Linked DNA regions of Mus musculus: all the other regions are linked to region 1. The links are chromatin loops, found by intact Hi-C in ENCODE. Cell type or tissue: heart. All regions are shown on one strand. Links, peaks and the distances in the headings refer to the core of each region. The heading gives the core; the rest is flanking DNA.

Region 1 (10,618 bases), core at 1,018-9,017:
ACCCTAATCCAAAATGCTGCAAAGCCCTCATCGTTTTAAGCATTGACATGGTACAAGCCGAAAATGCCAGCTTTGGCCTTCTGTGACAGTTCACAATCAACCCCAAGGACACTAAGAATACTGTTTAACATTGCCTGCAGGTTCTATGAATCTCATAAGTCAATGTGCTTCTTTCTGCAAATATCTTACTGTTTTTCCAAGATGTGAAAAATCCAAAGGCATCAGACATCCGGTCTTGACTGTGAGCTTTTACTGGACTGAGAGACAATTAGGGGATTACTAAAGCATACTTCTGGGTGTTTCTAAGAGGGCATTTTCAGGGAGAATTAACATATGGGAGAACAAATGAGAAGAGGCTCACACTGAATATGGCAGCATTGTACAATAGGCTGAAGCCTCAATGGAATAAGAGTGCAGGAGAGGAAGGAAAGCCAGCCAGCCCGTGCAAGCTCCGTTCTCCCTGAGAGAGAGAGCATCTGCTGCTGTGGCCGTCATCTACAGACACCAGATTCTACATCCTTCTATCTCTCAGTGCAGTCTCACGCCTCTGACTCTCCAGGAAGTTTTCTTTTGTCGAGAGAAGGTTTAGGGAGAAGGTTCAATCTTGGACTCAGATGATATCCCACTATCTGAGGCAGCCAGCTTCTTAACCTGAGAAATTACCAGGTGTTCTGCCTCGATAGCTTGAAGGCAGTCGTTGTTGGACTTCCCAGCCTGCAGCATGTACGTTAGTCCAATAAAAACTCTTCGTAATTGTGGGTTCTGTTCCTCTGTAGAATTTTAACTAGTATACAGGGCCGAGAATGTTGGCTGAGCTGCTCACCCTATACTCTCCCTAAAAGGGAGTTATGATTTAAGCCATAATGGTAGCAGCGGAGAATATAATAAGTCACCAAGATCTGGCTGTATTTGAGGGTAAAGAAACAAGAAAATTGTGCAATGGCTTGGATATGAAATATAAAAGAATAGCCAGAGATTATTTCAACATTGTCTGAGAATCTGGACAAAAGAAGCAGCCGCCACTGGAAAAGAGGAAACCAGGGGAATAGCACCAGGAGGTTCAGTTCAGGACACCCAGAGATGGAGGTGCCTCTGAGGCATTCAGGCAAAATCACTGAGTCAACAGTTACATACAGCTGTCTGGAGTCTTAGACAGGTCAAGGCTAAAGATGCACACTTGAAGGCCGGGAGCAAATAGGTTTGACCGGTTTACTAGATGAGGTCACAAGGGATTGGGTGGAGAGAAACAAGACTATATACACCTGGCCTCCTCGGCATTTAGAGATCAGGGAGGAGATGAGAAACCAGCAGAGGATAGTGGGAGAAAGCCCACAGTGAGACAGGAGTTTGAGATTTCCCGAGACTGAGGGAGAGCCACACCAGACAAAAGGCCCAATACTAACTGTATCACATAAAACCATGTCTGGGAAACTATTGTTTTTCAGAGCTCAGTGGCCACTAGAGGAAAGTCATATGTTTGATAACATAGTGTCTATGGAGAAAGATGAGACAAGCCGTAAAGCTTAACTTGGGACAATCTAGAGCAGTGGTTCTCAACTTTTCTAGTGCCATGACCCCAACCATAAAATTATTTTCATTGTTTCTTCATAAATGCAATTTTGCTACTGATATGAGTCATTATGTAAATATTTGATATGCAGGATATCTAGTGTAAAAGGGTCATTTGACCTGGAGAAAGGGTTACAACTCACACACTGGGAACAGCTGATCTAGGAGCTGAAAGATTTGAGATGATGAGTGAAAATAAGTCCTCAGAGGAATTCAACTGCAATGAAATTGTGGTTATCTGTGGGAGAGTGGGAGCATGGAAGATTCTAGAAGATGAAGACATATGATCAGAAGAGGAAAATGGGATTGCATTTTGACCAGACAAGCAAAAGCAAAAGAGGACACACAAAAAGGGCGTGAACCTAGACAGAAGTGTAAGGAGTTACCTGGGGCAGCAAGCAGGGAGAGAAAAAGATGTAGCAGTGGAAGAGGAGGTGGGCCAATTCCTCAGAGGCCTCTTCTGACCATACCTCATGGGCCTCCGTGTCAGTTTCATCAGCCAAGAGTACAGGGAAAGAGAAATGCTTCAAGCTCAAAGAGAGAAAAAGATGAAACAATGGAACACAGAGGAATGTCTACAACTGACCCTTTCTTGAACCAGTGGAATTCCCAACTGTATTCTAAATACATTACCTTATGCCCTTCATTATGGTTCATAACAGCAAAATTACTGTTATGAAGTAACAATGAAATTAATTGTATGGCTGGGGGGTCACCACAACATGAGGGACTGTATTAAAGGGTCACAAGCACTAGATGAGCATACCCCTCACCCCTCACCCCTCACCCCTCACCCCTCACCTCTCACCCAAGCAGTTCCTTTTTGCAGCTGATAGGGACCCCAGCAGAAAACCAAATCTAGTAAAAATGCAAAATAATTGCCTTTTGGAGTGTTCAACCCCAGTGGCTACATCTACAACACAACCCCTACAGCCAAGTGTTGGGGACCTTCACAGAAGAATGGGCAGAGAGATTCTAAGAGCTAGAAGGTCACAGCATCTGCTGTGAAATAGTGCCTTCTGTACAGTACAGGGAAGCTGCTGTCATGGAATATCAACAATATGGCTGCCTCAACAAGACCTGGACAATGGCAACACCATCTGAGATGCTCATGCAAATGCAGGGAATCTCACAAGACTCCACTCCCAGATGAAGAGCTATATGAAATTAATGACTGTGGAGAGAGGGAGATGATCTTCCCCAGAGATGAGACCCATATTTAGCTATCTAATACCAACTATTCAGCCCTAAAACTACATACATAGAAGGAATACTAAATGGGCTTAGCGGGTTACATTTATATATGTATGCACACATGTGACAGTTATAAATAAAGAAAAAGGCAATGTAATAATAAGGCTTTGAAGGTGGAGGAAGGAGAAAGGGGGCATAAATTGATAATGGAGGATTACAGATGGTCAAAGTATATTATATATACATGTACGAAACGTCATGACACGGTCCAGTAGTTTGCACAACTGATAAATGTTAATAAAAATGGAAAGGAGAAAGTAAGGGGAAGCGAGAAGATGGGTCAGCCATTCACTGCACAAGCATGCAGGTCTCAGTGTGATCATCAGAAGCTGTAAGTCAAAGTGGAGTAAGCTTCTAACCCCAATGCTAGGAAGATGGAAAGAGGGGGAAGCCCCTGGGGTTTGCTGACCAGCCAGCCCTGCCTATGTGGTGAGTTCCTAAAAAGTTAACAGACTAAAAAAAATAAAACAGAACCACCACCAAACAAACTTAAGAAAAGCCAAAGAATCATTAAAAAGATAAAAGACATTTAAGGATTAGAATATAAAGAGGAGAACAGCTGTTCCTGGAGAAGATCAATAAACTACACAAATCTCTTGCAAAGCTCATTAAAGAGAAAAACAGAAATTTCACAATGTCAGAAATAAGAAAATGAATATAGTCAAAGAAACAAAGGAGACCTAAACATGTACAAAGAAAGACGTACAATGTTGCAAAAGAAAAGTTATGAAACCTTGGAGGAGAGAGATGAGTTATGAGAAAACCAATTATCAAATAGGATTCAGTACGCTCTGACCATTTAAGTAACTACAATGTTAAGAGTAAACAAAGTGCTGACAGTGACCTTCAATCTAGGACAGGGAAGCTGCACATGTTACATCCAATAATATGACTGTCTAAACAAAACCTGCCATCTTGAAATGATGCTAGAATTAGCATGTCATTTTAACATATGGGAGGAGTCAGGTTTCCTTAGGGCTGTGGCTCCTGATAGGCTGTCCACATTCCAGTAGGTACCCCTAGTCCACACATACTTGGCAGCACTAAGTGAACTCAGCAGGTTTTTAAATGCTCATGAAATTGGGAGTGGGTGAGAGGGGGTAATGATAGACTTTGGAGGACAGGGAGTGAGGGCAGATTTGATTAAAACATTATATGCATATATGAAATTCCTGAACAAGAAATATATTAATTTTTAAGGTATAGAGAAACCAAGGAGTTTGTCATTTCACTTTATAAAGCTCAGGATAATTATAATATCTCAATTTGAAAAAAAAAAGGACACAAGAAATGACAATTGATCACATGTTTAAGTAGAAATAAAATATCCTAAAACATTCACCAAATCACATGAGGGAAATGGCATCCCGCAGAGAGCCATTTGAAAAAGGAAGCTGTCATTATTGCTTTGGACAGTGAGCTTTGCCAACTGATACAACCTCAATCAGTTGGAAAACAGTCTCAATGGGGAATTATCTACATTAGGTTGGCCTTGAGGAAGACTGTAGACAGTTATCTTAATTCAATTAGCTGATATGGGAATATTCCGCCCATTGTGGGCGGCACCAGTACCAGGCAGAGGCTCGAACTATTTAAGAGTAGAAAAGTCCAGACAGACAGAGCAAGCAAGCATGAATGTACTCATTTCTTCGGCTCTAGATTATGGATGTACTTAAGTTTCTTCAGCTCCTGTCACTGACTTCCCTCCCTCCTCTGATGGACTGTATACGGAATTCTAAGTTAAATGACCTCTTTCTCCCCTAAGTTACATTCTGATTGGCAGCTTTAAGGCAGTGTGTCAAGCCCTTAGGTCATTCCTTGGAAAGGCACTTGCTAGAAGACAGGGCAGCCATAATAATGTCATATAACTCCACCAGAGCGAGCAGCAATGGCAGATCCCCTTCTTCACACTAAGCCAGCCACACTCCTGCTGTGGTATGTACTGTGCACCCTAAACAGGTCTTAATGGAGCCTCAGGCTCACCAACTACGAAAACAGCCTTAACTAAAAAAGGCTAAGAGGCCAGACATGGTAGCACATGTCTGTCACGCCACCATACTGAGAATGGGTAAGGGGGATCCCAATGTTAAGGCCGGGCTGGACAACATAGTAAGACTTTGTTTTAAAAAAAAAACCAAAAAACTGAGGAGGAAGAGTAATCAACCAATAAAATTCAGGAGATGTGTCAGAGAACAGAACCTGGTTTAAGGACATTGGTAGTGACCTTGAAAACTATGTATGTAACCCAGGAAGGTAATAATGAAAACTTAAATACACTCTTCAGAGAGTGTATTTAGATACTGGTCCCTCCAACTGGGCTCCCTTTTTTCCTACAGCTTCCTCACCAGGTTGGCTGGTTTTAGTCTGTGTGTGTCGTGCCACACCACTTAAACCCACAGATTCTGAGAGAGTCTCTGGAAGGGCTTTTCAAAGCCATACCGGATGTGTACAATGGCCAAGAGCAACAAAACACCGTTCCAGCTGAAATGTCGTCCCGTATGTCCCAGTAAGAGCTCAGGGACAGAGGAGGGCGAACAGCTGTGGGGAGGTGGTGGGAACCAAGCCTACACACACAGTCTCATGGCCTCTTGGCTCCCCTCAGGCACTTAGCAGCACCCTGTTCAACAGGGACGGCCGCCAAAGGATGATTCAAATCCTAGCAGGAAGAGAGAGCCATCTAGGAAGGTTTTATAAACACGAAATGAGGGAGATTAGGATCACTCTCCACAGTACTAAACTGAGGCCCAGGCAGGGGGACACATCAGACTGGAACACTCGGGAGATCTATTAAATGCTACCCAACCTCCCCAGGGAGATCAACGCACAGTCACTCGGAGTGAAGAGAGAAATTTGTTTCTGAAGGCTGTTTTCCAACTTGGGAAATTGAACTCTATGCTTTGGAATCCCAAGAGACTGTACGGCTGGGGCTGCAGTGGGTGTAATCACGTGTCAAAATTAATCCATGGGATCTGCTACTCACCCACAATGCCCTAGAAAAAGATTCAAAACTAAAAGCAGCCAAAGGAGCCGTTGTTTCTGGGAGCTGTGAGCATCTACTGCTTCTATGAGATATTAAAGTATTCACTTTTGTCCTTAGCCTAGGTAAGAAAACCATTTAAAGAAACATTCGCACGACCAGCACCCCACCCCCTACATCCTTCGAATCTGCAGGAAACAGCTTTCTCTGAGTCAGCATGCCAGACATTTGTACAGAAGTGAATTCTTTCTCACTGGCTTCCAAATCCAGGCACACAGAAGACTCTTAGAGTACCTGGCTATATCTCCTAGTCCAGCCTAATGCTTCAAATTTCAAGCTCCTCCCCCCTCTTCGAGGGCCTAATGAATTCTGGAAACCTCTGCTTTCTTCAGACTTAGTCGTGCTCATACCAGGATGTGTCCTGTAGGCGGGACAATGTCTTCTTCAGTTGTGACATCCATTTACTATACTAAGAACCAACTGATAGTTGACCAACTGAGAGCTGGCTTGTTTTGAATTGCCCCAAAAGATACGAGAATGATACAACCCACAAAGGTAGCATCAGTCCTGATTATGCTGCCTTCCCGTACTGATTAGTGACAACAAGGTGATGGCCCAAAAGAGATATGGTGTGAGCAGGTCCTGAAGACTGGTCTGTGGAAGGGTGACTCACACTCAAACAAAGAATTATACTAACAGCTATGCCCTAAGGAAGCTCCCATCTAATAGCCAATACTGTTTATATTGGCTGTAAATAGTGGCGTAGAATCCGGTTTCTGTCATCTTGTAAATGCTGACATTTTAGAATGAAACTGCCTTTACTCAAGCTTTTAAACACCCATTGTTACTTGAATATCAGTGATTTCATACCTAAGAAGCATATTTAAAAATACATGAACGACCTTTTCCTTCCCTCCCTCCTGTATGTAGTTCCAGTTTCCTTCCCTCTCAAATGTCTATTTTCATCCCTTTTCCTCCAGAGAATTTTACCCTGATGCAATCGTTTTATGCTTTGAGGTCTTTATTGATCATGTTATCTTATTTCTCTGCAACAAAAGTTAGAAAAATTAACATTTTTATTTCCTATGATCAAATGGTTTTAAGTGTTGAAAATTTCATGTGAATTTAGGTATCACTACAACTCTTAGTACAACGCAACTTAACAGACCTTGTAATAATTAAAGTGGCAATGCATGTTTTCTCAATGTGCTAAATAAGGATGTTATCTTTTCTCTAATTGGTCCAAATATCCATGAATGAGTGTTTTTTTTTTATGATAGAATAAGAAATTTTCCCACAGTAATCTTATCCTCCCCCTTTTAATATTAAAATATCTTACTCATAAAAATAAACTTCACAGGCATCAAAGTATTGTATCACTAGTATTTAATTCTTTGTGGTCCTTACATTTCTGCCCCTCAAATTACAGTGATTAAGTAAAAACTTACATTATCATTTGCACTTGCTGACAAACTTTTCAGAGTCACCCTCAACTTTATTTTTAAAAGAATTTGATTTGCAAAAAGATTAACTTCCGTGTTAATATATTAATTAATATATATAATTAATTTCTCAACATTGCAAGGGTATTCCGATTGTCCTTGTATCTGGTGCCCTTCCGCCAGGAAAAAAGGGTTAACTTAGAGTGGCAATCTGCACAGCACAGGTCTGTAATCCCACATACTCAGGAGACTGGAACCAAAAGCTTTAAGGTTCAAGGCCTGTCTGGACTACAGTGCAACTTAGGGAGGTCCGCTCACATAATGTCAATAAAAAGAGAGGGTGATGGAGGGATGGTTGAGAGCTCCAGACTACAGGTCTAAGGTAGATTGTTTCTTAGAATTTGGAAGGCCATAGGTTCAATCCACTATGAAGTTGGATCTTGAAAGGTAGCTTGGTTCCCGGTTGAGCTAAGGCTAGAAACCCTAGAGACCCTGAAGGGACAGCAAGAGTTTTGCCTGTTCCTGGGCACCAGGCCTCTGTCACTAGCCACAGCCCCCCCCCCCCCGCCATGGATTTGTGGGTTTCAGTTATGTAAAGGCAATGTCCCAAGCCCCTCCATATGTAGAGGATGTGACCTATGGTCATGTAGGCTCAGGACAGATCTCTATTTTAATGAGGTATCTAAAAGGCCTGGAGGGCTTAGCCAATCAGCTTTCCTTCCCAGACACACCTCCCTGCAAAAGGTATTTAACCTCAGGCTCACCCTGAGAAGTGGGCTATGGTTTTACTCAGCCACTTTCTATCATGACAATAAATGCCTTAAAACCATGGACTGCCTCTTTTCATTGTGATCTGCTGTGGGGAACCATGGAGAAGGCCTTCACCTATAGAGCTGCTGTCTAATCTCCCGAAGAAGGAGCCTCTCTGTGCTCCCAGCCACAGCCGCCACCAAGCCAAGCTCAAGCCCACCGCCAGCCATCAAGCCAAGGACTCTCCCCTCGGGACCAGTGTTCCCCTTCTCCCCTGGCCCCAGGCTAGATCCAGCCTGTGGGCCCTCACTCCATTCTCAGCTCTTCTGCAGCTTCCAGTGGTGCCTGGATGTCCCAGAGCCTGAGAACCAGACAGCCCCCCCCCCCCCCCCCGCCTTGTCACAGGCCCCGGGACCCTCAAGCCAGCTCTATCTGTCCCATGCCTCAGTCTGTGCTTCCCACCCCTTGAGCAGTATCCCAGGGCTTCCCTAGAGCCCAGCACATGCCCAGTGATAGCTTGGGGGAAGTGTGGCCAAAACTTCCCACATCCTGGCTCCCCAAGAGGCCATGCCCTATAGTGGAGCAGACGTGGGACTCCTACAACTCTACACTACATCACACACACACACACACACACACACACACACATAGAGAGAGAGAGAGAGAGACAGAGACAGAGACAGAGAGACAGAGACAGAGACAGAGAGAGAGGTTGGATTTGATCTGGGCAAGGTAAAATGATATATATGTAATACTTAAGTTTTTATTGCTAAGCAGACCTTTGTTAAGAAATAATGTACATGGACGGGAGATGGGCACATGAGACCCCTGTCCTCCCTAAGGAACTATGAGAAGCTGATGGCTCCTGGGGGAGGGAAGAGTTATCTATATTCAAGAGTTAGGCTCCTGGGAGGTTGTGTGGACCCATACTGCAGGAGCAGTACTACTGGACTTGGGTTTTTAAAGGGTGGATAACTGCATAAACTCTGATTAAGCACCAGTGCTTTGGCGTGAGTCTTCTCACTGTTTACTAAGATTTACAGCTCTGGGTCTGGCCATGTGCTGGCCTGAGTGGCTTTACTATTCTCACTGTACAACATTTTCTATTTTCAAATTCCTTAAAATGAAATTATTTTGATTTTTATTTAAAAGGGAATGAGGATGAGAAAGGAACATGTTGTGGGTGTACAGGAAGAGTTGAGGGTAGGGTAAACAGATATAATGAAACACATTGTACAAATTCATGAAATGCTCAGAAAATATTTTTTTTAAAAGTGCACAGAGAAGTTACAGGACTCAAAGGTGTTCTACAGCAGCACTCTCCAGGGGCCCAGTACTACTTGAAAAGTCATTGTACACCCAATCCAGGTGACACACAATCACATTTGTTGACTTCAGGGACCAGGATGCCAGAGGCCCGAGTCTAGATAAAAGACATGGATTCACAAAAACAGTGGAGAAAATGAAGGTGGAGGAGGAGTCAGTCCTGTACTGGAGCAGAATACAGAACACGCCCAGCAGACATAGGTAGAACTCCAACCACCAAGCAATGACTCTCTAGTGACCTGAACTGAAGCAAGTGTGCAAACCAGGAGCAAGCGTGCAGGAGGTGAAGTGTGCGTGGTCCAGGACGAGACTTAGGGGAAGAGGCAAAGGGGAACAAGAAGGCTGATCGAGAAGTTCCCTTTCATCGTCTTTAGATTTTAGATTTTTGAAAATATGGAGATTTCACTTCCAGTGGGGCTTGGCAGCAGAACAAAATGAATGCCATCTGGAAGACAAGTACAGGCCGAGGTGACACACAGAACAAGGGAGAAAGATGACTGGATCTATGAGCCATGTTGTAGGGTGGCCCGAGGCCTGAGCCAGATGCTAGTACACACTCAGACTTCTTTCCTGCTATCTTAGTCTACCAACACAATATTCTTCTTGATTCTGGAATTTTTAAAGCCAGGAAACTCTGTTCTCATGTTCTCAAGTGGAGGAAAAAGCTGGTGGATTACTTCCAACCACCCACCCAATGTCATGTGCAGGCAGGGACAAGGTGCTCATAGAGTCACCTAGGCACCAAGGACAAACAAATATGATTTGCACATATTAGGCTTACTTAAGAGTGCCCCTTCTCCATTCAGGAGTTGCATAAGAGTAGATGCTTCCTCATGGTACCTGTAGCACTAATATTCAGGAAGCTGAGTCAGAGAGATCAAGACACTAGTGACGTGAAGAGGGTGAGGAGAAGAGGAAGGGAAAGACAGAATGGGGAAAGAAAACACAAGAGAGCAGGAGGGGGAGAAAGGAGGAAGGGAAAGGGGTAGATAAAGAGGAGACAGAAACAGAGAATGGACAGGAGATCTCAGTGAAGACTAGCTGAGGTGGCTATGTAGCTAAAGAGGCAGTCTAACATAGGGATTAAGGAACTGACTTTATCTGAGTATGGATGCTGGATCCTCCACTGAACCAGGTTTGCACTTCAAGTGTTTTATCGACAAGATGGAGCCACAGGAGTGCCTTCCTTAGGAGGTTATTTTAAGTGCTGAATGTGTTAATATACAAATTGGGTTTTTTTTTAAGAGCATTAGACACGTGCCAATGTTTCAGAACCAGGATTATCACTACTCTGAGGTAA
Region 2 (10,618 bases), core at 1,733-9,732, 53 kb after region 1:
AGAACATCTGAAAGAATAAAACCACCCATTCCATGGGCAGCAGGAAGAAGAAGAAGAAGCCAGGCATCTACAATCTCCCAATGACCTAAAGCCCTCCCTTGGTGAGTTGCAGGCAGCATCATTCAGACATTCGGAGAAGGCAGAAGGGGTAATTTCTGTCTCTTTAAAACCAGCTTCCTGAAATCAAAGTCTGAGATGTGATGGATGCTGTGCATCTCAGGCTGTTCAACAGTCTTTCTCCAACAGAACTATCACACACACAGTAGCACGGGGTTTAGAACAAGAAATACGCACTGTGGGTGCTGTGTTTTCAGTTACTATGATCCCTCTTTTAGACATTTCTGGAGAGCTGTTTATATTTTATTTTTATTTAGGGTATGTGAATCTATGTGTGTATGTTTGTTTGTGGTGGATGTGTTTTGGGGTGTATGTATGTCTGTGTTGTGATGAATGTGTGGGGTTTTTTGGGGGGTGTATATGTATGTTTGTGACGGATATGTTTGTTTTCCTCTGCAAGGTAGATTTCTCTAGCTCTGTATTCCTCCACTCCAGCCAGGATGCTCTGCTAGCTTTCATTGTTCCCAGCCCACCAAGCACTGTGTCTGTCAGATTCACTATTCCTTCAGATTCTTTGTGCCACCCTTAATTATTAAACAAACTATGTATGAGGTCTGGAGCGACGGCTCAGCAATTAAGACCATTACTGTTCTTGCAAAGGACGGGGTTCCATTCCCAGGACCCACATGGCAGATCACAGCCATCTATAACTCCAGCCTCAGAGGACCTGGTGCTTTCCTTTGGCCTCTGAGGGGACTGGGCTTGTACATCGTACAGATGTGCGTGTGCAGACAAATGCTCACACACATAAAAAGAAATAAAAATTCAAAGGCCAAACTGCATTTGACAGTTTTCCTCACACAGCAAATCTGATGTCCTTTGGGTCCCCTTACAAAATTATAAAAACCGTGTAGTAAACATTTTAGTGTTTACCCGGCACCATGCACCGTGCCAAGTGTTTGGCATGAATTGGCATTTAGATGTCATAACACCTTGGGACCAGTGCTGTTAGTGTCCATCTTTAACACAGAACTAGACCCTGAATTTGTGGAGTGTTGTGGATGGCCCTGGTGACGCCTGTATTTTGATGTTAATTCCTCTTTCCCAGGAGGGGATGTCTGGACCAAGGAACTAGTCACATACTCAGGTGACTTCTTGTGATCCTTCCCTGAATGAATAAAGGGACCAATCACTGAGCGAGTAGGCGTGACTTTAGGGTTGGATGGAGGAAGAGAGGAAGCAGGAGAGAGCTCGAGAGGACAAGATGTAGCTACTAGTGTCTCCTGGTACCTATGGCAGATCCGCCAGAATTCATCACCAGAGGTTTTAGATTTAATATGGCTTACAAGATTTGGATTATAGTTGTTGCGCCCCGTGACTGAATTACCATTGCTTCTGAACTAAGTTTGTGTGGTGTTTTCCTTCACGAGGCAGTTCAACTGGGTCCCAGAGAGAAAGGTATGGCTGCGGCAAAGCATGGGTTTGCCAGATGTGCACCACAAAGCCTGTGGGGGATTTGAAGCATGGGGCTGGCATGGTAGTGACCCGCCAGTGGGAACTTAGTAAGCTGGGTGGAGAGGTTTTGGAGCTCTGAGTCAGAGTCTCCATAAGATAAGAACTGGCCAGTGAGAGTGCTGGGGCTGAGACTAGCTGGGTGTAGCACAGGAACTTGCTTTTTTTTTTTTTTTTTTTTTTTTTAATTTCCCACAACAGTAGAGAAATTTCACTTTGGTGCCAATGTCCTTTCATCCTAGAACCCATTTCTAGCATGGCATCACTCCTCCACCCCTCCAGCCCTTCCTTACATGGCTGTGTACTCCGTGTCCCTCTTACAGACCCACATTCTCAGGAAGGCTTCTCACGTCAGGTACGCCTCACTAGAAACTTCCACACAGACCAACCCAGAGGTGTGTGTGTGTGTTAAGTGATTCCATAGCCCATCAAGTTGACAGTGAAGGTTGATATTGCCATGTACTTAAGTTACCAACCCAGGGAGAAAAGCCATGTTCTTAGCCCTTTCCAAAAAAGCAGGGAGATAACCTGGGAGATGGGGTTACAAACAGCTTGTGTATGTGCTTCAAGCAAGGAGAATCAAACGCATAAGCTGGTAATTAAGCAGAGGAAGAAACGTTCAAAGAGGTTCCAAGTAAGACTTGCTCAGAGGGAAATAAAATCTGTACAAGATGCCACTAAATGCCGGAGTTAACTACTACATTTAAGTTTCCTGACCATGGATATTCTTGCCCAAGTAAAGAATGTAGTGCCAGATGTAAAGTTTATAATTCTAATTCCTCCTTTGCAATTCCTTAAATCACAAACCTTGATTCCAACCTGTGGTCTGGCTTGTGGTGCAGAGCCCTGGGTCAATTCACTGATCACATTGGGTGGCTTCTTCCTTGACATTCAAGGGGAAGATTTCCCTTAATATCTGGCAAACAGAATTCAACAAAATATGCAGTCCAATATCCTAAGCATGAGGGGGAAAAGCAAATCACCAATTGGGATGAAATTCTCTTACGAACTTATCTCACTGTTGACAAAGGGTGGAGCTGGTCCTCAAAGTGTTTAATCTGGGATGAATAAATGTAAAGGAATTACATTTTGAGAGCACCAATAGGAAGCACAACTGTCACTTACTGGAGAACCAAATAAGAAAAGAGAAAAAGAAACAAACAAAAAAAAAATCAATTCTTCTTGGCTATTCACTTAGTGGTGGGGCCCATTCCAGAAACTGAGGCATGGAGTGAAGAGATCAATGAAGCCACTGGTGGTGGTCAGCAGTGAGGTAGGAACTGAGCAACAAGAAAGGAAGAGCGAGTTAAGTCACAGCTCAGAACTTGCACGGGGGAGTCAGGGAGTCGGTCACTTTAGACACTGCTCCCTTGAAGCATTTGGGATCTCGTACAGGTCACAAAGGATGGGGACAAGGAGAGAACATGGGTGGACAGAAATGGGATAATCAAAAATTGTCACCCAGCTCATATTAGACTGGATCTCATGAGAAATGAAAATAATAATAATTTAAAAAAAAGTGATCCCCTTATGGAGCCAGATGCTGGCATATTTAGTAGAATCCATTATAGTCCTGGGTCTGTGGGGGAATCCTCCACAGAGAGAGTGAGTGTGCTGAGACAGAAGTCCCTTATAAATCAATGTGGTGTTTGCATAGAACATACACCACCCTCCAGCTCACTCTCTGGATGTATACATGCCCAATAGCCCAACGTAGATTCTTACCCTCGTTTCTGTTACACCTCATTACAAGCATCACTCACCAGGCCCTTTGACCAGCTGTGCCAAAAACCATTCTCCAAACTCAACTCTTGATTTCTTGTAACACTGACTACAGCACAGTGTTTATTAACACTAGGAACAGGATAAGCAGTGTTTATGCTGGATTATTTAGGGATTGACGAGGGGAAGAACAGAGGCTATTCTGTACAGACGTGAGGTTTTTCAAGCATTTTCAATATGCACTAGGTTGAATCAAAGGGAAGAAAAAGCATAGGCCACTGCTATGGAGAGACTACTGTCTTTTCCCAATGGAGTCGTGAGCTAGAAATGAAATCTGAATGGAGAACGAGGAATGAGACAAAGGTCTGTACCTCTTACATCATCCCCTAACCTTCGTATCGTGTCTTCCCACTTCCAAACTAGCTCTTTTTTTTTTTTTCAGAGTGAAATGGGTGTTCTAAATACAACATAACCAGAAAAAAGATAGGCTGAAAACCTCCCTCGTCCTCATTTTTTTCACAACCCCAGAATATACTCACAGCACAAAACAAGTTGCTGGCCTTTGCCCTCTAACTCTGTTGCCTGACATGTGGGTATACACATGCCTGCTGCATGCTCTCAGCCTACACACAGTCTCTTTCCCACAAGCTGGGTGAACTGTCCCACTCTGAGTGTCCGTACACACCCCCAATGCTTATTCTTAACTCTAGCTTTTGGTGCATTTCATTATAAATGTCTGTTTACTCATCTGGCCCCTTTACCGGCTATGTCAAAACTTTATTCTGAAATTCCATTTGCATGCTGTAGTTTGCAAAGGGCCTCACATTTCTCAGTGCTGTTAATTTACGGGGGTTGGGGGGGGGAGAATACTATTTAAAATGATAAAGTCACAGCCACATGAGTTATAGGGACTTCTGCATCAATCTGTGGGCTTGTAAATTTTATGGAAAAACAGCAGCCCTTGAAAAGGAGAGACACTAAAGTGGTTTCGTGTTTATTTCTATTAGATGAGACACTCCAGCCAATTTCTCTACTAAATTAGCTTTCCTTGCAATGCTGCAGCCAACGTGATAACAACGGTCCCAAAGGCTATACATTTTAAGTCACACGAAAATCAAATGTGCAGGAATGAATATTCCATCTTGGTTTTGGCATACCACACAATTCATTTGGTGTGATTTGTGCAATTTCTCCCACACTGGAGTTTCCATAAGAGAGAAACCTACAGCAACATATAGATGATCAGATATGACATTTAAAAAAAAAAAAAAGATGAACCCCACCTCCCAAGTTGGCCAGAGCTGTGTAAACATCAGCACCATCACACACACACACACACACACACACACACACACACACGCACTCTTCAACAACACCCACGATAAAAGTATGGTCAACTTTAAAAGGCTCCATCAAAAGGACATTTGTAAACACTCTTGCCAACTTTAAGACAAGCACAAGGATTCAGGAGGGCAGGCCAGCAGATGAGCTGATGCCCCTTCTGGTCACCATGGGTACAACACACACTTGTATATAGCTCAACACAGATACACAAACTACACACCTCTTTCTTTCTTTCTTTTTTTCTTTTTTCTTTTTTCCTCTAAAAGTCTCGTGGACTGAAGACTTAGGTCACAGCTGGCAACTCCACTGAGAGACGCATAAGCATTAGTTAATCAACTTCTCAGGCCACTGTAACCTTGATGATAAACTAGAACTGGCATGCTGCTCACAGTCTAGAGACCTGACCCTAGACACATTAAAAGAGAATTTCAAGCAGGAGAAGCCCAGCACTAGTAATTAAATTCCTAATAAGAATCTAAAAATCTATCACACAACATACAAATTCCCCTTCTACCAGAGAGAGCAGGAAGAAACTTTATGGAATATTTTCTTTGTGTAAGATGCTATGTTAGGAACATGTGTTGATTTCCTTATTTCTTTTAAACATTTCAAAGGATTTTATTTATTTTATGCATGTGAGCGTTTCGCCTGCATGCATGAATATGTGATACATATTTGCCTGATGCCTACAGGGGTAAGGAGAGGGTGTCAGATCCTCTAGGACTGGAATTACAAATAACTGAGAGTAGACATGTGAATGCTGGGAATACAAAAGGGGTCCCCTGCAAGAGCAAGAAGTGCTCTTAACACCGAGCCTAGTCTCCAGTCCCAGTAGTTTGTATGGCTCAGATATGAAAGGTTCCTATTTACCCGCCCAAGGGCTTAAGAAGTGGATCAGCAGTTTAGAGTGGTCAACACATATATATGTTTGTATGTTCATATATACATATATATATGTATATGTATGTATGTATGTATGTATATATAGGAGGGAGGGAGGGAGGGAGGGAAGGAGGGACGGAGAAAGGAAGGAAGGAAGGAAGGAAGGAAGGAAGGAAGGAAGGAAGGAAAGTTTCCTCTAAAAGCCTCAAATATTGAAAACTTGGTCCACAGCTGGTGGCTCCATGGAGAGGTGAATGAAGCATTAGGTCACTAACTTTATCAGTGTATTAATCAATTGGTAAGCTCACATCTGAGTGGATTATTAGGCCTAGATGGAGAAAACTGATCACTAGATGCATGCCTTTGAATGCTTACCTAACCCCTTCCTTTCTTTCTTCTTCCCCTTCCCCGACTCCAAGCCACCACAGGGTGGTATCTTTGCTCTAACACACGCTGCTTGCCATGATGTTCTCTGTTATGGACAAGAACTAGAACCAACACAGCTAAGTAGCTGCGGGCTAAAGCCTAAATAAATCCCTCTTGAAGTTGTTTCCCTCGGGCATTCTGTTACAACAATGGAAGCATGAACACACCTAACAAAACTGTAATATAGGTACTAATATCCCATCCCACACTTCACCAGCAAGGGCAACGGAGGCTAAATAATTTGCCCCAAATTCCATATCCAATTGTTGAAAATGTGATTCACACCTCCTACAGCCTGTCTCCCAAGGTAGCTCTCTTAACACTCGCTCTATAGCTAAACCCTGCACTAGAGACATCTCTATCTAGTGCATCTCTAGTAAGCACCACATCACTGTCTCCATGTTTAATAGGTCTCCCGGGGTGGGTGAGATGGGGGAGCAGGGAGAAGGATGACTAAAGAAAGTATCGGAGAGAAATTTTTCTTCCAGATGCTAATAGCAACTAAACAAATCAGCAAAGGTGAGAAGCACAGCATGGATTAGCACTCTCCCTGGACCCAAGCACGTGCCTATCATCTCAGAACTGGAAAGGCAGAGGCAGAAGAACTGCCACAAATTTGAGGCCAGCATGGACTAGACAGTGAGCTCCATAGGCCAGCTTGAGTTACACACTGAGGCTCTAGCAATAATGCCCTTCTAAGAAATCATATTCTTACTAGTAGGTCTAACTTCCTCATTCATTACACAAGGCAGAGCTAAATAGAGATGCCAGGCCATTTAAGCAGAACATCACCATCACCCTCGCCACCAGACGCCAGCTAATGTTACCTATGGAAGGCCATATTAACCTTGACAGCATGCTTATAAAGGCAATGAAGACATCAAGCAGGCGACCAAGCTAAAGCCTGTGAAGGAGGAGAAGCCACTAACTGTCCCCACCACTCCATTGGACAAGGCTGCTGCTCTTTTCCTACAGAGTGCAGGGGTCCTCCAGTAGCTACACGGTAGCTTGTCTGCCCACAGATCTCAAAAGCTATTTCTTCCCTCAAAACGTCATTTCTTCCCCTTTCCACAAAAGTGCTCAACACAGAGACAGACAGACAGACAGACAGACAGACAGACAGACAGAGACAGCCATACTCATACACATATACGATAAAGCCACTATCTCTTCAAATATTGCTCTGTTTTACTTCTCTCTTTCTTTTCCTTTGGGCTCCCACATGAATGTCAAGTCCTCCTAGCTTATCTGAGCAACGGATGAGGAGATGGGTGGTTGGGTGGGTGGGTGGATGGATGGATGGATGGATGGATGGATGGATGGATGGACAAAGATCTTCAGCTCTGTTCTGCACTTCAGAAAAAAAAAGAAGTGAATGACTGAACTTCCAGCCTAAGTAATTCTCTTCTCGAGTGGCTTATCTTCCCAACCGTCCTTTCAGGAGTTTATTTTTATTGCGTCCATTTCTGGCTGTGACGATGCCATTTGTATTTTACAGTTTCAAACACTCTGGTAAAATTCTCAATTGCACCTTTTGATTTTTGAACACTGACCGTTATTTTAAGATTTATGCCCATTTCCCGAATTCTGTGTTCACCTGTTTCTGTTTTGGGTCCTTGGGTTCCTCTCTCCTTTGGAACACACCTTCTTTTCCACGTCCAATCACACTGCCTCTGTGACCTCATCTGGTCTCATTGGTGCTTTCCTGCTCAGTATCAATTGGACTGGATTTGTTACCACCCAGGTCATACGCGTCTGAGTGTATCTGTGACGGTGATTCCAGAGAGGACTAGAGGAAGTGTGGACCCACCCTATGAACAGCATCATCCCGTGAACGGATGTCCAAGGATGAAAGGGAGGTAACAAACAGGAGCGGGAGAGATGGAAGAGTGCTCACAAGCACTTGCTGCTCTTGCAGAAAAACAGTTTGATTCCCAGCACCCACATCAGACAGCTCACAACCACCTACAACTTCAGCTCCAGACGATCCAATGCCCTCATACGGTCTCCATAAGCATTTGCACATGCACATGTATGAGCAGACACACACAGTCACTCACAGATAGAAAATTGTTTTTTGGTTTTTCTTGTTTGTTTGTTTGTTTGTTTGTTTCGAGACAGGGTTTCTCTGTGTAGCTCTGGCTGTCCTGCAACTCACTTTGTAGACCAGGCTGGCCTCGAACTCAGAAATCCGCCTGCCTCTGCCTCCCGAGTGCTGGGATTAAAGGCGTGCGCCACTATGACCAGCTCAAAAATTTTTTAAAGAAAGAGAGAACAGAAGCAAGCTGAGCAGTGACATCCATGAGCCTCTGTTTCCTGACTCTTTGTGAGTAGCTGTCTCAAGCTCCACACCACTGTCATGATGGACTGTGAACGCAAACTAAGCAGAGTGAAGCTTTCTGGGAGGTGCTTTACTCAAATACTTTATCTGGAGCAATGAGGAAAGTAAGTAAGAAACCTTTCTGATGCCAGTGGCTTCCAAATAACACTTGTAGGCCCTCCGTAGGCTCACACTCTTAGAACTCATTGCTTAGCTATAAATGTCCATCTCGGATGTATTGAGTTAACATGCACAAAACTAAATTCCTGGCTTTTATCCCTTTCTCCAAAGCAATCGTCCACATACCTGTAAACATAACATACTCTTCTTACTCCATCTTGCATATCCTGGATCAGAGAAGTCATAACACACTCAGGCTGCAGCTGTCCCTCACCAGCTCTGACAGCCCCGTCCTGACAACTGTCCCTCGCCACTTTTGATAGCCCCCACCCTGACCATCCTCACTTACCACCCCCTGCAGTCTTCCCACGGGGGTCTCCTCCTCCTTCCCCTTGACTCACCACAATCTATTCTCAGCACAGGAGTCGGTGATCTCAGCACCACCAGCTAAGAACATCACCCACTCCTCCTTTGTCGAAACTGTCCATTGTTCTGTCTCTTCACTCAGCATACAAAGCTCTTAACTGGCCCAGGGGTCCTGCCTCTTCACTTCTCTGAGCTCACCTGCCTCTCTGTCCCTTGCTCACTATTCTCCTGCCACAGTTACCTCCAAGATAGACACTCCTTGCACAGCTCAGAGGTCAGACGCTCTATCATTCCAGGGCTCTGCACGTTCTATTCGTGTTCCTCAAACACCTTTTCTCCTTCCCTCCTTTCTTCTGGTCAGATGTCACATTTGCAAAGACTACCAATAAGTGACCTTCAAAACCAGCAACTGGTCCCATCACCTCCAATGTCCCTTAACCTTCTCTATCTCATTCTACTAACAGAATCATGACTTTCATGGGGAAGGGGAGAAAGAATAATCCAAACAGTATTTTTAAGTAAATCATCCCAGTGTCGTCAACTGGGATTATGTGCTGTAGAGTGCATATTCTGAGTACAGAGTTTTGGTCTTCCCTACTTAATATTCACAGTCTACAGGAGTGATGCATATTAGGTGCCCATAAAAATATGAAGTGCCAACCTCACGTGCAGGTCCATGTCTGTAACTCCAGCACTCAGGATGTTGAGGTAGGATCACCTCAAGCTTGAGACCACTGTGTCCTATAAAGTTAGAACCGATCTCAAAATCGAGTTGTAGATTTCAAGCTCTCGGGTGGCAGAACTGTTAATCTGTCCTGTTCAGTCCCTGAGATATCAAGGTGGCATGAGGTAAGTCCTGAGGGAGGGAAGGAATGACTACTGATTAACCTGAAACTGTGACCTCCATGAATAGAGGGCCACTCAAATTTCAAAGATAGGACTGTTTTTTCTTGCTGATTTACCCTAAAGGTACTAAAAAGTGTACAGGAGCAAGTAACTCATGCGCAATGCAAAGAACTCAGCAAAGAGACATCAAAGCCATCAAATACTCCACAACTAAATAAATATCTCTACTGAATCACCATTTTGTTATTGTGGTGTTGTTTGGGGTTTTGTTTGTTTTTGCACACACTGTAGCTAAACCATCTATGGTCACAGCCTAGATTTGTTCTTAATTTCTTCTTTTCATTATCGTTCAACAGATGGAAGCAATAAAAAGCAGCCAGCATGCTCAGCGCTCTAATTTCTAAGCTATAGCTCTTTTAAAATGACACTGTCCCTTCGACTTTAGAATAAGCTCCTTACATGCCCTAAGTGTGGCGTATTAAGAGCGCTTGAGCACGTTAAGAAATACCTAAGTAAACGAAAATCCTTGGCTGCATTACAGTATTTAATTAGAAAAGAAAAGGACGCTGTGGGACTTCACATGATGGAAGTGTGAAATAGAGAGCTCAAAATGAAATGATGTGACAGACTCTGAAGAGAAGTCTCTGCTCTCCCCACATCTTGATCGCCTACGTTCTGCTTGAGAAACTGAAGACTGCCGCCTAATTATTATGTCCAAAGTACAGCCCACAGACAGAGCCCCCAAGGACAGGAAAATAAATGCAAGGGGAGTAAGAGTAGCCCAGTCTGTATTTTTATGTAAATAATCCCATGATCAGATTGTGAGGAACACAGTCAATGCTCTCAGAGTGGATATTGTGGGTGTAGAGTTCTCGTTTTCACAATTTTACATTTAGAATCTAGAGGAGTGCTTGGTCCGTATTAGGTCCGTAATCTCTGATTACACGGAAGATCTGCTTAACAGGAGGGAAGTCACGCCAGGCAGTAGAAACCTAACTACTTACTCAGGGTTAGTGAAGTCAT
Region 3 (10,618 bases), core at 1,669-9,668, 120 kb after region 1:
AAAGCAAACGTCCTACGGAATGTTTCACAGATGGCATGCATCACGCTGGATGTGAACGTGGACATAAAGGGCCTCAGTGTTAATAACCTAGATGAAGTCATCCGTTCTCCGTGACTGGACCAGGATCGGACCCTGACCCCGGAGCAGGGAAACTCTCACTGCTGCTCTGAAGGGGTGAAAGAAATGAGCACCTGCCCTTTCCAGGCAAGCGCACGCGATCATGAACGTAGACTCACACGCAGCCCTGTATCCATTAAGTCTCAGTAAATGGGTAGACGCTCAGCTGCTCTAAAATATTAGCGAGGTGTAAATACTTACCATGTCCTGGAGTACAGCTTTCATATGTATTTACCTGGAGTCCCTGAACTAACTTCTCTCTCTTCCCTTCCCCATCTCATCCATGCTTGTTTGGATTATCAGTTCCAACATAGGAACGTGTGAACTGACTATACCCACAGCTCTCAGCACACAGGCTTTGAGGTGCCTGGCTTCCTGCGAATACAATTCTCATCGGGTCAGACTTCCTTGCTTCAGGCACTCCAAATGGTTCCCCGCGCCCTAGCATGAAGTTCTCAGAGGCCTGCACTACTACCTGCTCTTTCAGACACCTGCTCCCTGCTCTCGCTTCCTCCCTCCATGCCACTCCGCTGCCTTTGGTGGCCACCCTCTCCCCTGCTCTTCCCTGTCTTCTCCTCCACCTAACTCCTGCTCAGCTTCAGCACAAGCATCCTTTCCCAGCCTCAGCTCCCACACGCACGGAATTCCAGGATTTGATCACATAACCCCTTCACAGCCTGTGCCTCGGTCGCCACCTTTGTCTCCAGTTAATTAATAATCACCGTGTGTTTACGTCTAGCTCCCTCGGTACATGAGCAGCTGCATGATGTTGAACCCATCTCTGTCCAGGATGACGACGCCCCAGAGCTGGACTATATAGATATTGCTAGGCTGACTGCTGCTTTAATCTCGTGGCGCACACTGAAGTATTGAGTCAAAAAGTAGACTAAATAATAAATATGCCAAGATTCATGCACTTCCCTTTTCAAATTATGTAGCTTCTGTGATTAATAAAATATAAAGTCTATGAAAAAACATGGCTGAGATCATGGTTTCCTTTTGCTGTTTATTCTCATAAGCAATAAAAACCAGAAACCCATCCATTATATTACTGTTATGTGGGGAACCCCAAAACACAAATACCCTCAAAGATGTTAGAGGCACCCCTTCCAATCAGACAGCATTTAATAAAACACTTTAGAGACACCCCCTAAGTGTGCTTATAGTTAATAAGGGACACTATTTCTCAATTTTTGTCAATAGCATAAGTCCCTTGGTATAGCAGAATACAACCAGCTAACATGCAGTAAGTTGGCAAGCTCTTTAGCTACAGAGTTCCTTCGGGCCATTCTGAGTTTACAGTGTCTCTGGAAGTTTCTGATTCTAATACTCACAGTGAATTATCAAGTGTCCCTGGTTTGACTTTGTTAATTGTACACACACACACACACACACACACACACACGTCATAATACCTCTTTTCTCAGCCACAAGGTTTTTGTTTGCCTATTTGTTTTAATAGCATAGGGGTCAAGAGACTTATGCATCCTATTTCACAACAGACAAAACAAATGGGCACACAGTCACCCTCAATCAAACACATCAGTAGTTTCAGAGACTAGTTTTCAGAATTCACATTGCTTTGCGAATTCGTTGACCATCTGTTTACTAAGTTCCCATTCATTTACTAGAAGTGGGTGCTAGGCATCCCAAGGTTAAAATTCCTGCTGTCTGAACTTATCCACCACCAGCTACCAAATGGTGACCCCACTGGGATCATAAGGTACTGTGAGAAAGAGACGCCCTTAGAGCTTTGGTTCTCACCTGCCTAGTCCTTCGACCTCTCAATACAGTTTCTTATGCTGTGGTGCCCCCAACCATAGTCATTTTCATTGTTACTTCACAACTGTAATTTTGCTACTGTTATGAATCATATCGTAAATATCTATGTTTTCCTGATGGACTCAGGTGACTAGGTGAAAGGGCAAATTGCATAAACGTCAGGGAGGTAAGTCCTCCAAATTACGATGTTCATCAGAAATTCAGTGTGCCATCCCTCAACATAGAGAACCCCACATCTACAGACTGGCAGCCAAGACACAAGGCAAATACTGGGGTGGGTTTCTTTGCTTGCTTATTTCTTTGCCTTAAACAAAACAAAGTCACCCATCAGTGCTGAATCTCATGGTTTTAAGTACAAAACCATTTGGTCTGTAGCTCAGTGATAAATGCTTGCCCAGTGCATGTAAGACTGTAGATTTTATCCCCACACCATAGGATAATAAAGGCAAATTAAAATTTTAGAACTCTCTCAATGACAACATTCAACATTTTCATTTTTAGAACACCAAGGTCCACAGGTCTGACTGAAGTGTATAAGACTTTATGTTTACGTGTGAGACAGACTATGAGACAGATAAACACTGTGACCTTCAAAACAACTTTAACAAAGTTATCAAACAAAAATAGCACTGGAGTAATACGCTAGAACCAGAATTTCCTTGCATTTGAAAAACAAATACAGTGAGTTGATATTTTTAAAAATTCTTTGGGGAAAAAATTAATCTCCCAAGCTACACAGCAATTTTAAAATAGAAATGAATGTCTTGTCACACTGTGAGTTGCTCTTAAGCTTTTTAATGTTTTATAGTCTGGGCCCTTGCTACAGTATAACTAAAAACGATCACCAGGTGATTTGTCACCAGGTGATTTGTCACAACTTGTCCTAAGATGAAGAGAAAGAATCCCAACTTATTTCAGGAAAGGGGGAGTAAGCTGAGGGCAAGAGAAACAAACGCCTTAGCAGTTAAGAGCAACTACTGCTCCTGCAGAGGGCCAGAGTTCAGTGCCTAGCATGCACATCAGGTGGCTTACAGCTCCTTGTAACTCCAGCTCCAGGGGTTCCCGTGCCCTCTCTGGACTCCCAACAGCACTTGCTCTCGTGTGCACAAGCATACACATTATTTAAAAATAATAAATCTTTTAAGAACGGGAATAAGAGCTCGGATTCTCTCGAAGTAGACAGTGTGTGAGTTACACATTAATGAAATAACAAGTCAACCCAAATTTGAAGTTCGATTTCACCATATTTTATAAGCAATAAACATAAAAGTTAATGTTCGCTGATACTTGGTGCACAATATCAGCTGCTATGCTGAGACTAAATCAGATGATGTGTACAGGTGTATACAGAATGTCTCTAGTGCTATTGCTATTACTCCCATTTAGGAAGTGAGAAAACTGAGGCTGACAGAAGTCAAATGGCCTGTAAGCACACATGATCAATGTGACAGAACCAGAAGTCAACCCCAGGTATTTCCATGAACGGGGGTGTTTTTCAGTCTGTCATTCCTGAACCTTCTGGCACAGTAATTTAGTGTGTGCTTTTCCTACGGAAAAGGGCAAGAGTTTTTGTTAATTCCTCAAAGCCGAAATTCCACAAAAATCACAATCCCACAATTCCATGCAGTGTGCCACATCAGTACCAGGGTGTGTCCAGGAGCTTTTACACCCCCTCATCAAGTTTTAAGTTTTAACCCTTTCTGCTGCTGGGGTCAGGGAGTCACATGACTTTCTTCGGGTTTTGCCTCAAAATTTCCCGGGCCAGTCAAGACTGTGCCCCATCATCCCCTGGTAGGCTAATTCGTGCCACAAATTTCAGCCCTGTCTGTTGGCATCCAAATCTGAACTTTCAAAAACAATGACCCAAACCACTTGGCCACTCAACTCGGAAGCACAGAGTAAGTTTCAATCAACCAACCTTCACTGCCTTGCCTGGAAAATAAGATATCATTATATCCACTTCAGAGAAAGTAAGACACTGTCACTCTGGGGTGAGGTGATAAGTCAGCTATACAATCAGGACCAAGAATGAGAACTTACCCACCCCCATCCCCCACATCTTCAAGACCTTGTGAATGCCATGTTAGCTATACAGAATCGTTAGACTAGGACAGCCAGTTACCCAGAGCCAACATGCTACATCAAAAGGAGATGTACCCAGGAGACAGCACTACTCTCTGCCAGCTCCTAGGGTGAGTGTGATGTTCAGCAAACTCCTGGACTATGACTTAACTCAATCTGGAACTTAGAGCTACCCAAAATTCCAGGCCAGAAACAGCACTCGTGTTGGAATGAACTTAACCTTGAAACTCTCCACTTTTAACTACAGAAGTGAACTTCTAAGGAAGGAAATGCATCCAGGTCTCACAACTCAGGAGCCAAAGAGTTCTAGAAAGCAGAGTTCCAGGCACCTGCCGAGATCCCTGAACTCCCACAGCATCCAGAAAAGGATCATGGCCAGAGATTTGGCCAACCACCAGCCAAGGCTCCTTCCATCTTTGCTTGGCTAGAACTTGCCTCTGCAAGATCCGGCCTCTACTTCCAGGCTAGATGCCCAGGGGGCTAAAGCCAGGACCCCGGGCTCTGTTTACTTCTTCTAAGGACAAAGGCAATTGTTTCCTACTGCTAATCCCAGCAGAGACCGGGGAAATACCAGTCTGGCACGGCGGAATTAATTTCACACGGAAGACTACGCTAGGGTCATGTTTTATTTATGGTCCTGTCTGATCAAGATGATTTCTCCCACAAGAGATGTCCAAAGCAAACAATCTTAAAGACTTGGAGAATCTTCCTTTCCTGTCTTCCAAAGTAAGAGGGGAAAGGGGCGGAGGGGGGCGGGGGTGAGAAGAAAACCAGAGATAGCAACCTAGTGGATTACAAAACTCGGTGTGTCAGGAAGAGACCGATAATTTTTGGATGCACAGCCTTCGAAGAAATGAGGCTAGACAAAGTCCTCTGAACAAGACACATCCTATCCAGATTGGTGACAGCGCTCCTCTGGACACTGAGTCCAAATAGGAGCCGGCGCGATAGGCTTAGCATGGGGAATCTTCCTCTTCCCCAGGATGAAAGGTGAAGCGACCACCAAAACCACCCACGGGCGACTCCAGCGTATTCTGGTCTCTGACACCCCAAGAAGCAACTCCACAGTCACCACTCCCACCAGCGTCAAACGCTCCAGGTCTCCCGCTCCATCCAAGACCGCAGTGATTAGCGATTCCCACGTCTAAGAATCTGGATATGAGTTGTGGGGACAAGCCAAGCTTTCAGATCACATTCAATAGCTAAGGACCCAAGCAGATACAGACATGAAGGGATCGATCGGCTCAGTGACACTTCCAAAGCACACGGTCGGGTAGCCCATGTAGACAAGCGCGCGAGGACAACCACTAGAAGTCAAGGACCCACAGAGTCTCCTGACAGTCACTATCCCAGGCTGTAGCAGAGCACCTTTAGTTCCCTCCCCTCTCCAAGACACCAGCGCGCACGCAAAGGGACCTAAAGGGCCCCTACAGCCGGGACCTGGAGGGTGTGGGATGGGACAGACTGAGCCCACCTCTTCATCCTGCTCCTCTTGGGATGCGCTGCTGACCTGGGGCACCGGCAGCACCGCTCCTCCCGGGTGCGGCAGCGGCAGGGTAGGGACTCCACGCTCCAGAGCCACGCGCGCGGGAGCCCACGCGGCGGGTAGCCGGGTTCCCAGGGCGCCGCCCGGCGGCCGCGGCGGCTGCGACCTGCAGGAGAAGCGGCTGGGCTCCCCTTCCTCCGACAGAGTTTCCGAGCCAGAGGATGACTCCGCTGAGGAAGCGCCCTCCGAGGACACGGCTGCCGCCGAAGAGACTAGGGTCCGGGCGCCGTGTCCGCTGCAGCCCCGGGGCACGGGCTCAGGCGCCTCGGAAACTTTCTCCCCCATGTCCCTTTTCGGCCCAAAGTGCCGTCCGAGGGGTGGCGGTGCGCTCGGCGCCTCCCGAAGAAGCCCCGGCTGCTCTGCTGTGTCTGGATCGCGCTGCGGCTCCCGGGCTGCGGGGAGCGCCGCCGGCGACTACATGACAGAGGTTGGACCACAGGAGCGCGTCGCCAAGTTCACTGCCGCCGTGGCTCGGCTGCTGACATGGACTCCCGCGCGCGGGGCCATGCCCACCGCGATCGGCGCTCCGCGCTGCGCCCGAGCCGCCGGGACTGCGGCTTCTCCCGCTAAACCTGCCTCCGGGACGGAGCGGAGGAGACGGGCAGCCCGCGGAGCCAATGGCAGCGCAGGCGCGCTGGTGGGCGGAGGCTGCGGAGCCGCTGGCCGCGCGGGCGTCAGGTAGGGGAGGTGGGGCCAGGAGCGGGCCACCCGATCCCGCGGGAGCTCTGGGTGCGCGGGGCAGCCCCACGGCGCGGGGATCCACAGGGCCGACGCGGAGTCCGCGGACTTAACTCGGTCTGGGACTCAGAAATGGGTGGGGGAGTGGCCGTCTGTCCTTGGGACGTGGGTGGGAGATGGCTGAGTGAGGCGAGACCTTGGAGAACCGGACTTTTAGTCTCCAAAAAGTGAAATCGGGGAAATTAGGCGGGAGGATTCGCGTGAAAACGGAAGCGCGCGGCCAGTCACGCGCAAACTCACGCTCCCACCCGTGTGCAGAGAGCGAAGTCCGTGGTGGGTGGAGAGAGGGGATCCAAACGCAGCCCATCTCCAAGCCTCTTTCTGGATAAACCTCTTGGGCCTCAGTTTCCTCAAATTGTAAAGGGAAGCGTCAACACCGATGTTGTCTGGCAATAAGACTAGATAGAGCAAAATAAAGTGTCAGCAGAGTTCCCGGCTTGGACACAAGCCAAGGTCTCCAAAGATGATTTTTCTGTATTTCTGCTTAGAAACTAAAGTTAAGTCAAAGACACGCGCTTGTGACAAAGGAAGGAAACAGCTGATGCTCTGTGTTTAGGACCAGGCTTTATCAGAACGGTCTTAGCAGCTCTTTGCGGTTCTGCCGCTGGGCTAAGGGACATTCCTAACTGGCTTTCTCTAGCCCTGCATAGGCACAACGCGGCCGACCTGGGGCCTCATTTTTCCTTTCCTATAAGAACAAGGAGAAAGAGCTTCCACCAAAGCACCAACAGAATAATCACCTTAACCTTTGTGGTGTCTTGGATCTGCTGGGAAGCCAGTGCGGAGTTAGGCAGCGAGAAATAAATGAGTCCTACTTGCCTTCAGCTCCAGACCCGTCTGAGCTCCACACCGTGACCCGAGGTATAAATTCAGCCAGCTTCCATTCCACAGACGTTGATTGAGATGTGTGCCAGTTGGTTGCAGGGGATACAAAGATGAATACGGCAGGTCTCCTGCCCTTGAGGAGCTTGTGGTCGGGGGAGAGATTGATATTGCATAATACCGCCTCATTATTCATGTTTAAAAGCTCTGGTAAGTGCTACAATGTGCCGTGGGAGAAGAGGGGAAGAATTACACCGAAGCCATTGCAGATCTTCAAGCCGAGGAGTCCTCCAGAATTTTACATTTCTCTCTGTCAGAACAGGTCTGCCAAGGGTCCTTGAGAAAAGGACTGGAGTTGAAAGCCCCGTTGGCTAATGAGCCCTTTTATGCTACCTTAGTATTTACAAGTGATAATGGGGGCGGGGGGGGGGGTGCTCATCTAGTCTGGACAGGCGGCTTTGTCCTGAATACTTTCCGACTGCCTCTGAAGAGGGAAGCTGTAGGATGTGACCCTCTGGCTGTGGATAGCTGTCAGAGTTGCATTGTGACACTTCAGAATGATCCAAAGGGAAGGGAAGACCTGCTGAGGTAAAAGGACATTCAGGAGACTTAGCTAAGTGGCAATGTAGAGGCTGAAGAGCGCACAGTGGGGCGGCCTGAATCCACCCCCTGGGCTTCACAATGACTTCCCTCCTTAGAGTACTGGCCTTTATCTGAGCCCCTATGTGGTTGATTCAGCACAGGGGAACTGAAATAAAGATTTAAGCAAGCCATTCACATCAAAGAAGAGGAGGGATTGCCTTCTCAGTTCGGGAAGGGTGCAACAAGGACATGGTTTGAATCCTAACAGCTAAAAAAATGGCAGTTCCTAGAGCCAGGGCTCTCCTGCGCTAAAGGCCTCAGAGTCCTGGCAGAAACCGAATGAAATACTTTAGGGATGAAGACACAGGCCAAAGAGCTGGTCAAAGGTCACACAGCAAGTGAGCAGTGGCTCTGTGGTTGGTACTCTGAAGTCTGCCTCTCAGAACAGTTTTTTAATCAAGGATACACATATGTGACTACTAGACTATAAATAACCACGGAAAAGGAATATTGTCGCCTTGGTTCATTATGCAAAAAAAAAATTTCCCTTTGGTCACATTTTTTTTTTAACTCACAAACATTTATATGACACTATGTGCCAGGCAACATTTTAAGCACTGTGCAAAAGCTATTATATACTCAATCCTTGTGTTGATCCAATAAGGTAGTGACATTTTTTTTTTGGTCTTGTATTACATCTGTGAAATACTGAAACCTAATGTTAACACAGCTAGCAAGTGTTAGAGCCAAGATTCAAAACTAAACAGTATTCATGTTCTAAACCTGTCCTTTTCTAAGTCAAGTACTAAATACTATTTGTTAAAATTACAAACACTGATCCCAAATAAATACATTTTACATTGCAAATTGTGGTACACATATATGCACACAGATGCAAAAAAAAAAAAAAAGCCAGTTTGTGATTTAATGCCTTTGTTTATAAACAATGCAGCCTGAAATTTTTATTGAATTTGTCCAAAAATAACCAAGACAGTTGTGAGTTACTAAGTGGGATTCACCCTCTTCAATAAAGCACACTCTATCATCACACTTGACCACGTGTGTCTGAGAAGGATGACGACTATAGTTTAAGCTGAGTTTCCAGATAAGAACCGGACAAACTCAACACCACACGACTATCAATAGAAGAGGGTCAGAAGGTCAAAATGGTTCCCCGAAATTACCCCAATCAGGCACAGAGGCAAATCCTTGGATATGGATAAACTGCTGGACCCAGGTCAGTTTACATGTCTAAGTCCTGCAATTTTCCTATCTTATTGAAATATAAATTCCTTCCTATCTTATTGAAATATAAATTCCTTCCTATCTTATTGAAATATAAATTCCTTCCTATCTTATTGAAATATAAGTTCCTTCCTCTATGACTATCTCCAAAAGAATGTTTCAAAAATGTCTCCAGTGTTTGATACTTTGGGGCCTGAGGAGAGGGAAAGCACACACACACACACACACACACACACACACACTGCAGGAGGAAATTAAAGACACAGTCATGACACCTGGTAGATAGTAGGGCATCCTCATATGAGGAACCATGGCATCCACAAAAGATGGTCGAAGCACCTGGCTCTGCTACTCCCAAGGGCTTAGCACCCTACCCACCACACATATGTCCTTTGTGCACTTGCATCCGATTTCTGTGGCGTGCTCCTAAGTGATGGAGCCATGGCCTCTGGAGCTATGTGGTCTCTCCCTGGCTCTGCTCTGTGGGTAGGGCCAGGTGAGAATGTCAACTCTGACTGGCAGATGAATGATGTTCTAATACCAAGGCATCGCCCGCGTCATCGACTCCAAATGCTGTGGCCTTTCTTCCAGGCATCAGGTTTAGGGCTCAATAAAATAGAAATCAGGTCTTCTTTCTGTAAAATGAGATCATCATAAACTCAGAATGAACCTTTTTTTGCAAAATCACAGTTAATATGTTCCTAACTATTTAATGCACTGCAACTGTTAAATATCAGCTTGTCCTATGAAAGGTGATGGATTATCTACTTTTTCTGGGTTAGTTTTATATGAGCTGTTAATGCTGGGCTTTGCTTCTTCCATCAGGGTGAAGAAATGCAGTATTAAGAGAGTAGCATTGACCAGAAGGCAAGTGTATACACACACACACACACACACACACACACACACACCACATACACACACTATACACAATATACACACAGCACAGGTAGGGATGGGACCTTCCTCTTCTCTTTTGTGTCTAGGATCTAAGGAAGGAAGGATTGCAGTACAAAGTTCCAGAAGGTGAGTAGAAATTTTTTTAAATCTTGGTAGGAAAGGCCTGGGAGAAAGGGTAACATGTATTGCAGGTATCAGGGTCTCTCACCTACAAGGTGAAAAGGGTGGAAACTCCAGTTCTGTTAGCGAATAAAAGCACACCTTTGATGAACCAATTGTCTGCAATCTGATCTATTGCATGTGTGCCAAAAGATCACCAGAAAAGCAAAAATGCTGGTACCCACCCAATGGTGTGGGACTCTGCATTGTTATAGAACTGCCCCAAGTGAATAAACCTTGCATATTTGAAGGCTGAGGGACTGTCACAGATGACCCTCATTTGAAAAATCAAAGAGATGTTGTAGGAACAAATTGCATGCCTCCATGGGACTCAGATAAAAGTGACTTAACTGCAATTGGGGCTCCCTGGATCTTGTTCTACTCTCCTGGAGATCAGCCACCTTGAGGCAGCTTAGCAGCTGGACAGGAATATGCATGAGCTAAAAACAACTGGGAAAACTGAGCTAATGCAGAAACAAGCCACAGACAGCGTCCCCAGAGGGATTCTGTTCAAACAAGAGCCAACATGGTGACCTACTTCCCACAGAAGATCCCCACCTTTTGTACTGGTCTTTCCAAGATGAGTTGTCACATCTGGGATTTTTGGTTATACTTTCAGCATGAAAATGCGCTTTTATTATCACT

The links. Peaks named below come from ENCODE experiments on the same cell type or tissue, not always from the same donor. Only the 100,000 strongest peaks of a DNase experiment are listed, where the experiment ranks them.
Region 2: a loop joins it to region 1, with 2.0 times the contacts of the local background. A loop is called at or near these places in 3 of 42 quality-filtered maps.
Region 3: it touches region 1 in a loop (3-fold over the local background); 8 of 42 quality-filtered maps call a loop at or near these places.

What each region holds. Positions count from the first base shown.
Region 1 is chr13:103,206,251-103,216,868 of GRCm38, forward strand. All of the region lies in intron 1 of Mast4 (microtubule associated serine/threonine kinase family member 4), which reads right to left. Among named protein-coding and RNA genes, the nearest start is that of Gm30050, 110 kb to the left of the region's middle. In heart, for the core only: no CTCF peak of the experiment used is centred there; a DNase peak (open chromatin) is centred at 5,391; H3K27ac peaks cover 774 bases.
Region 2 is chr13:103,258,977-103,269,594 of GRCm38, forward strand. All of the region lies in intron 1 of Mast4 (microtubule associated serine/threonine kinase family member 4), which reads right to left. Among named protein-coding and RNA genes, the nearest start is that of Mast4, 70 kb to the right of the region's middle. In heart, for the core only: a CTCF peak has its summit at 4,803; no DNase peak of the experiment used is centred there.
Region 3 is chr13:103,328,381-103,338,998 of GRCm38, forward strand. Mast4 (microtubule associated serine/threonine kinase family member 4) reads right to left here and starts at 6,112. Exons shown (of 29, transcript NM_175171.3): 1 at 5,456-6,112. The coding sequence starts at 5,812. In heart, for the core only: a CTCF peak has its summit at 5,610; DNase peaks (open chromatin) are centred at 5,521 and 6,151; H3K4me3 peaks cover 2,783 bases; H3K27ac peaks cover 1,669 bases; H3K27me3 peaks cover 2,785 bases.